3 separate regions of the Homo sapiens genome follow, and all the other regions are linked to region 3. Evidence: chromatin loops called from intact Hi-C (ENCODE). Cell type or tissue: psoas muscle. All regions are shown on one strand. Region 1 has its middle 6.6 kb from the start of THRAP3. Region 2 has its middle 32 kb from the start of MAP7D1. Region 3 overlaps COL8A2 (collagen type VIII alpha 2 chain).

Region 1 (2,500 bases), 120 kb before region 3:
ATTCCCTGGAGTTGCACTTTTTTTTTTTTTTTTTTTTTTTGAGATGGAGCCTTGCTCTGTTGCCTAGGCTAGAGTGCAGTGGCGTGATCTCAGCTCACTGCCACCTCCACCTCCTGGGTTCAAGCAATTATTCTGCTTCAGCCTCCCAAGTAGCTGGGATTGCAGGCGCCCGCCACTGCACTTGGCTAGTTTTAGTATTTTTAGTAGAGACAGGGTTTCACCATCTTGGCCAGGCTGGTCTCGAACTCCTGACCTCGTGATCCACCTGCCCCTGCCTCCCGAAATGCTGGGATTACAGACGTGAGCCACCACGCCTGGCCTGGAGTTGCACTTTTAATTTCCTTTTTTTTTGAAACAGAGTCTGGCTCTGTCGCCCAGGCTGGAGTGCAGTGGCACAATCTCGGCTCACTGCAAGCTCTGCCTCCCGGGTTCATGCCATTCTCCTGCCTCAGCCTCCCGAGTAGCTAGGACTACAGGTGCCTGCCACCACGCCTGGCTAATTTTTTCTTTTGTATTTTTTAGTAGAGACAGGGTTTCACTGTGTTAGCCAGGATGGTCTCGATCCCCTGACCTTGTGATCCACCCACCTCGGCCTCCCAAAGTGCTGGGATTACAGGCGTGAGCAACTGCGCCTGGCTTTTTTTTTTTTTTTTTTTTTGAGACAGAGTCTGGCTGTGTTGCCCAGGCTGGAGTGCAGTGATGTGATCTCTGCTCACTGAGTGATGCAATCTCTGCTCACTGCGTGATGCAATCTCTGCTCACTGCAGGCTCTGCCTCCTGATTTCAAGCGATTCTCCTGCCTCAGCCTCCCGAGTAGCTGGGACTACAGGTGCCTGCCACCACGCCTGGCTAATTTATATATTTTTTTTTAGCAGAGACAGGGTTTCACCATGTTGGCCAGGCTGGTCTCGAACTCCTGACCTCAAGTGATCCACCCACTTCGGCCTCCCAGAGTGCTGGGATTACAGGCGTGAGCCACTGTGCCTGGCCTAATTTCCTTCAAGAACTTTTTCTCTGCGTTCACAACTTGGCTAATTGACACAACAGGCCTAGCTTTCTGCCTGTCTAGGCTTTTGACATCCCTTCCTCATTAAGCTTAATCATTTCTAGCTTTTGATTTAAAGTGAGAGACATGAACAGTTAGAGGCCATTGTAGCGTTTTGTAGGGTTATTAATTGGCCTAATGTCAATGTTGTTGTGTCTCAGGGAACAGGGAGACTGGAGGAGAAGGAGAGAAACAGGGAATGGCCAGTTGGTGGAGCAGTCAGTACACACACAACACTTACTAAGTTTACCACTTATATGGGTGCAGTATGTGGCACTGCCAAACAATTACAATAGTAACATAACTGATGTTAATTGATAGGAATATCACTGATCACCATAACAGATATAATAATAATGAAAAAGTTTGAAATATTGCAAGAATTACCAAAATGTGACAGGGACACAAAGTGAGCACATGCCTTTGGAAAAATTGTGTCAATAGACTTGCTTGACACAGGGTTGCCACAAACTCGCAGTTTATAAAAAAAAAAAATGCCATATCTACAAAGCACAGTAAAACAAGATCTATCTTGGATCTCTTCCAACCTTTCTACCAACCGCTGCCCCTTCCCTGGCCCAGAAACTTACCCCAAGGTTCCAGTCTCTGCCCTCTCCTCTCCTCATTCAGCCTCTCTCCCTGAGTGACCTCTCTCCTTGAGTGACCTGGCATACTCAGGTAGCTTTACATCTCTTTTAAGCATCTTATTCCCTTATCTACATCTTAGAGTCAACTCACTTAGTTCCAGATATATAGGAGCCACCATACCCTGATTTCCCACTGGTATCTCAAATCCACCCTGCCAGAAACCGAACTCTTCTTCCCTCCAGTACAGCATTACCTAGTTAAGTGTGTAGTTAATTGTTTGTATGTCTGCATTCTCCATGAGGCTTTGAGTTCCTCTCAAAGCAGAGAAAACTGTATCACTTCATTCATTTGGTGGGCACATACCATGGGTCAGGCCCTGTACTATGATGATCAGGAAAAAAAAGAGTAAACAAAACAGATGTGGTCCCTTCCCTCACAGAGCTTACCTCCAACTGGGGAGGTAGCATTAAGAAGTCTATCACATGCATAATTAATTACTAATGGATGAGTGCAATGCAGGAAGAGTATATGGTATATGCTATGATAGCACAGAACAGAGGTCAGCAAACTACAACCTGTGGGCCAATTCTGGCCCATCTCCTGTTTTCGTATGGGCAGAAACTAGGATTATTTTTACATTTTTATTTACTTATTTGTTTTTGAGACAGAGTCTGGCTCTGTCCCACAGACTGGAGTGCAGTGGCGTGATCACAGCTCACTGCAGCCTCCTGGGCTCAAGCAATCCTCCCACCTTAGCCCCCAAGTAGCTGGGACCACAGGCATGCACCACCATGCTCAGCTATTTTTTTGTTGTTGTTGTTGTTTTTGGCCAGGCTGGTCTTGAACTCCTGACCTTGTAATCCACCC
Region 2 (2,500 bases), 89 kb before region 3:
TTTCACACATCTGGGGCAGACCCTGCCCATCATCCTACCCTTGGTAGGCCACCGCAAGCCATACTGGAATCCAATTCGACCTGGCAACTGTGGACCAGAGGGGAGTGACAGGGGCTGCCCCTTGGGAGTCGTTCAAGTTTTTAACCCTTAATTCAGAGGATATTCTCAGGTATTACCTCCTACAGGAGGCCTCCCTTTGACAGTCTCTCCCTGCTTGAACCCAGGTCAAATATTTTTCCTTGTCAGGTATGGTGGTATACACTTGAAGTCCCAGCTACTAGGAAGGCTGAGGCAGGTGGGTCCCTTGAGCCCAGGAGTTTGAGTCTAGCCTGGGCAACTTAATAAGACCCTCATCTCTAAAGATTTTTTTAAAAAATTATCCTTTATATTCCCAAAGCACTGTGTGCTTAATTATGTCACTGACCTCGCACTGTATTCTATTTTTTTTTTTTTTTGAGACAGAGTTTCGCTCTTGTTGCCCAGGCTGGAGTGCAACGGCGTGATCTCAGCTCACCGCAACCTCCGCCTCCCAGGATCAAGCAATTCTCCTGCCTCAGCCTCCCAAATAGCTGGGATTACAGGCATGCACCACCACACCCGGCTAATTTTTTTGTATTTTTAGTAGAGATGGGGTTTCTCCATGTTGAGGCTAGTCTCAAACTCCTGACCTCAGGTGATCCACCCACCTTGGCCTCCCAAAGTGCTGGGATTACAGGCGTGAGCCACCGCGCTGGCTTTGTATTCTATTTTTATGTATTCTTCCACTTCTAGGCTGAATGCACTGAAGGCAAAGACCATGTCCTTACCAGCCAAGGGCGGTGGCTCACACCTGTAATCCTAGCACTTTGGGAGGCGGAGGCAGGAGGATCATTTAAGGCCAGGATTTCAAGACCAACGTGGACAAAAAACGAGATCTGTTTCCACAAAAAATTTAAAAATTAGCCAGGCATGGTGGTGTGCACCTGTGGTCCCAGCTACTTAGGAAGCTGAGGTGGGAGAACCACTCAAGCCCGAGGGGTCCAGGCTGCAATGAGCCATGATCACGCCATTGCACTCCATGCCCTGTTGGTCAATTAGAGCTCAATGTTCTGGCCACATTGGGACATGTCTAATACGGCTGTCCCAAAGTGGAGTGGTTTGGGGAAGGGACTGGCAGTACACAGGAGGTGATGTTGAGCTACCTCAGGATATCATGGCCCCTCATGGTGGGAAGGGGACCTTGCAACTAAGACTCTTATTCTGTGTGTTTGTTCAAGGAATACCTTACCCATATCACTAGCCCTAATTTGCAGATGAGGAAATTGAAGCTCACAGAGGTCAGGAGGGTTGCCTAGTTATAGAGTGAGTCACTGGCCAAGTCTAGAGTAGAGCACACATCTCCTGCAGCCAGGACATCAGCCATAGGCCTGTGGTCTGGTCCATGGTGGACCTGGCAGTTCCAACCTCAACTGCCTTGCCAATGTGCTCATGTAACCACCAGGTGGAGCGAGATCGCCATTCATTGGGAAGCAGGGCACAGGCTTCGGGTTGGACTGAATGTTCCTTTGAGAGGGCCCACGGGCACACACAGTGGAGCTGGGGAGTCCTGTTAAAGAAAGATTGTGTGTGTGTTGAGGGGCGGGGGTGTTGTAACAGAGCTGGAGTTCAGGAGCGTTGGCGACTGGGATGAAGAGGGGAGGAGGGAAGGGCATTTTGCTGCCTTCCTCTGGCCCTGCCTAGTCTGGCCCTACTGGGGAAAGGGCAGAGATGGGGAAAGGGAGGGATCTCCAGAGGGGATGGCTTCTGCCTCCACCTCCGCTCTCTTCAGGCTCAGTCAGGGCCTGGAACAGACCGGACATTCCTCAATCTCCAGCTGGAAACCAGGAAATCAGACCTGGAGGCTACCTCCCTGCAGCCTGGGCCAGTTCTTCCAAAGCCCTCACTGCCCCCTAGGGCCCTGCTGTCTCAGAGGAGCCACACTCCAGGCTCCTAAAGGCTGAGTCTCTCCTAGAACTTCTGTGTTCTTCCCTCCTTCCCTCCTGGCTCCTCTTTCCTGAGCTGTGGGATCAGACCCTTCCTGTGAGCACCACATTTGCATAAGAAATTGCTGTCCTGGCTCACACCTGTAATCCCAACACTTTGGGAGGCTGAGGCAGGAGGATCACTTGAGTCCAGGAGTTCAAGACCAGTGTGAGTAATATAGCGAGACCCTGTCTCTACAGGAAAAAATTAAAAATAATTAACCAGGCATGGTGGTGTGTGCCTGTATTCCCAGCTACTCAGGAGGCTGAGACAGGAGGATCCCTTGAGCCCAGAAGGTTGAGGCTGCAGTGAGCCATGATGGTGCCACTGCACTCCAACTTGGGTGACAGAGTGAGACCCTGTCTCAAAGAGAAAAAAAAAAGAAGAGGCCTGGTGCGGTGGCTCATGCCTGTAATTAATCCTAGCACTTTGGGAGGCTGAGGCGGGAGGATTACTTGAGGCCAGGAGTTCAAGACCAGTCTGGGCAAGATGGCGAAAC
Region 3 (2,500 bases):
CTGAGGCAGCCGGATCACCTGAGGTCAGGAGTTCGAGACCAGCCTGGCCAACATGGCGAAACTCCATCTCTACTAAAAATACAAGAATTAGCCAGGCGTGGTGGCACACACCTATAATTCCAGCTACTTGGGAGGCTAAGGCACGAGAATCGCTTGAACCCGGGAGGCAGATTTTGCAGTGAGCCAGGATGGCGCCATTGCACATTGCACTGGGCGAGCAAAACTGTCTCAAAAAAAAAAAAAAAAAAAAAAAAAAAAAAGCCTTGAATGCTATGCTAAGCGCCATAGACTTGATCCCAAAGGCGAGTGGCAGGGAGTCCAGAAGGGCATCAGCAGAAGGTGCAGTCAGACAGACCTAAGACAAATCCCATCTCTGGCTTCCTCAAGACTTTTGCTTTAGTTTTATCATCTGGAAAATGGAGATGACAATAATAATAACTTGTTAAAGTGTTCTGAGCATTAAGTGAATTCATGTCCCTAAAGAGCTCAGCCTAGTGCCTGGCAGAGAGCTGGCCCAGCAATGGAAATGGGTGTTGACATCCAAGAGTTTTTAGCAGGGGAGGTCAGACTGCTCTAAAAGGCACGCCCGGCTGCAGAGAGTGACTGGCTGGTTTTGAGGAGGCTGCTGTCCTGGGGAGGCTGGGCTCTCGGAGATGGTGGGGGTGATGAACAGCCACAGGCAGGGTCTGAAGAAGTTTAGGAGGTGGCTTATGCAGACCCCCGCGACTTTGAAAATTGCTTGTGAATAATATCTAAATTCGGAATTGCTTCTCAGCCTTTTGACTGAAATCTCCAGTGTAATCTCTAAATTCTGATCTTTTGGTGACCCCGGGCCTAGTGCCAAACCACCCAGGGCTGGCTTGATGACTTTCTCTGTTCTTCTTTGCAGCACGTCCACGGACGCCATGCTGGGGACTCTGACACCCCTGTCTTCGCTGCTGCTGCTGCTACTGGTGCTGGTGCTGGGGTGTGGGCCGCGGGCGTCCTCTGGTGGCGGGGCCGGTGGGGCGGCGGGCTATGCCCCAGTGAAGTACATCCAGCCCATGCAGAAAGGACCTGTGGGACCGCCCTTCCGTGAGGGCAAAGGCCAGTACCTGGGTGAGAGCCTCCTCACCCCACAGTGCCTCAAATCGCTCCCAGCCCCCAAATCCCCTGCCTCCCTGAGAGCCATCAGATCCTCAGGCGCCCTCCACAGCTCCTCATTCCCCACCAATTTTCCTACCTTCAGTGTTTTTCCTAATACCCCAGAGGGCCTGGAAACGGTGCAGTTAGCTGGCACAGGTGGTCTTCCAAGGGGGAGATGAACTGGGAAGTTGGGAGGTGGGGCTCTGCTCCCACGGGCTCTAAGGTGGGCTGCTGGTGCCACCTGGTGGCCACTCCACCTTCAGGTCATGCAGGGATGAGAGGTGAGAATCAGCCAGGCTCATGGAGGAGGCCCAGCCTAGGTAGGTTGGGTGTTAGGAGCCCTTAAGGAGGACACCCTGTTGCCCCCAAGATGTCCCCTGGGCCACCCCCAAACCCCATCTTCCATGAGAGCAGGAAGGGGCAGCCCCATTCTTCCTCTCCCGTGTACCTCATACTGGAATGGGGGAATGGGTAGATGGGGTCCCCTGTCCCCACAGTTCAGGCCCCTGACTGCCCCTTTCTCTTTCTTTCTCAGAAATGCCTCTACCGCTGCTGCCGATGGACCTGAAGGGAGAGCCCGGCCCCCCTGGGAAGCCCGGGCCTCGGGGTCCCCCTGGCCCCCCTGGCTTCCCAGGAAAACCAGGCATGGGAAAGCCAGGACTCCATGGGCAGCCTGGCCCTGCTGGGCCCCCTGGCTTCTCCCGGATGGGCAAGGCTGGTCCCCCAGGGCTCCCTGGCAAGGTCGGGCCACCAGGGCAGCCGGGGCTTCGGGGGGAGCCAGGAATACGAGGGGACCAGGGCCTCCGGGGACCCCCAGGACCCCCTGGCCTCCCGGGCCCCTCAGGCATTACTATCCCTGGAAAACCAGGTGCCCAAGGGGTGCCAGGGCCCCCAGGATTCCAGGGGGAACCAGGGCCCCAGGGGGAGCCTGGGCCCCCAGGTGATCGAGGCCTCAAGGGGGATAATGGAGTGGGCCAGCCCGGGCTGCCTGGGGCCCCAGGGCAGGGGGGTGCCCCCGGCCCCCCCGGCCTCCCTGGTCCAGCTGGCTTAGGCAAACCTGGTTTGGATGGGCTTCCTGGGGCCCCAGGAGACAAGGGTGAGTCTGGGCCTCCTGGAGTTCCAGGCCCCAGGGGGGAGCCAGGAGCTGTGGGCCCAAAAGGACCTCCTGGAGTAGACGGTGTGGGAGTCCCAGGGGCAGCAGGGTTGCCAGGACCACAGGGCCCATCAGGGGCCAAAGGGGAGCCAGGGACCCGGGGCCCCCCTGGGCTGATAGGCCCCACTGGCTATGGGATGCCAGGACTGCCAGGCCCCAAGGGGGACAGGGGCCCAGCTGGGGTCCCAGGACTCTTGGGGGACAGGGGTGAGCCAGGGGAGG

Evidence for each region. A loop is a pair of places that touch in the nucleus more often than their neighbours do. Peaks named below come from ENCODE experiments on the same cell type or tissue, not always from the same donor. Only the 100,000 strongest peaks of a DNase experiment are listed, where the experiment ranks them.
Region 1: a loop joins it to region 3, with 2.6 times the contacts of the local background. A loop is called at or near these places in 15 of 110 quality-filtered maps.
Region 2: a loop joins it to region 3, with 9 times the contacts of the local background. A loop is called at or near these places in 77 of 110 quality-filtered maps.

Annotation. Positions count from the first base shown.
Region 1 is chr1:36,216,573-36,219,072 of GRCh38, reverse strand. It overlaps a transcript of THRAP3 not described here. Among named protein-coding and RNA genes, the nearest start is that of THRAP3, 6.6 kb to the left of the region's middle. In psoas muscle, a CTCF peak has its summit at 1,267 (motif pointing right); no DNase peak of the experiment used is centred here; H3K27ac peaks cover 689 bases.
Region 2 is chr1:36,187,323-36,189,822 of GRCh38, reverse strand. No RefSeq gene overlaps it. Among named protein-coding and RNA genes, the nearest start is that of MAP7D1, 32 kb to the right of the region's middle. RefSeq lists an enhancer at 1,268-1,966. In psoas muscle, a CTCF peak has its summit at 1,476 (motif pointing right); DNase peaks (open chromatin) are centred at 1,512 and 1,842; H3K4me3 peaks cover 592 bases; H3K27ac peaks cover 1,623 bases.
Region 3 is chr1:36,098,648-36,101,147 of GRCh38, reverse strand. It overlaps COL8A2 (collagen type VIII alpha 2 chain), which reads left to right. Exons shown (of 4, transcript NM_005202.4): 3 at 890-1,098; 4 at 1,661-2,500. The coding sequence starts at 906. Among named protein-coding and RNA genes, the nearest start is that of ADPRS, 11 kb to the right of the region's middle. RefSeq lists a silencer at 956-1,085. In psoas muscle, a CTCF peak has its summit at 1,352 (motif pointing left); DNase peaks (open chromatin) are centred at 957 and 1,357.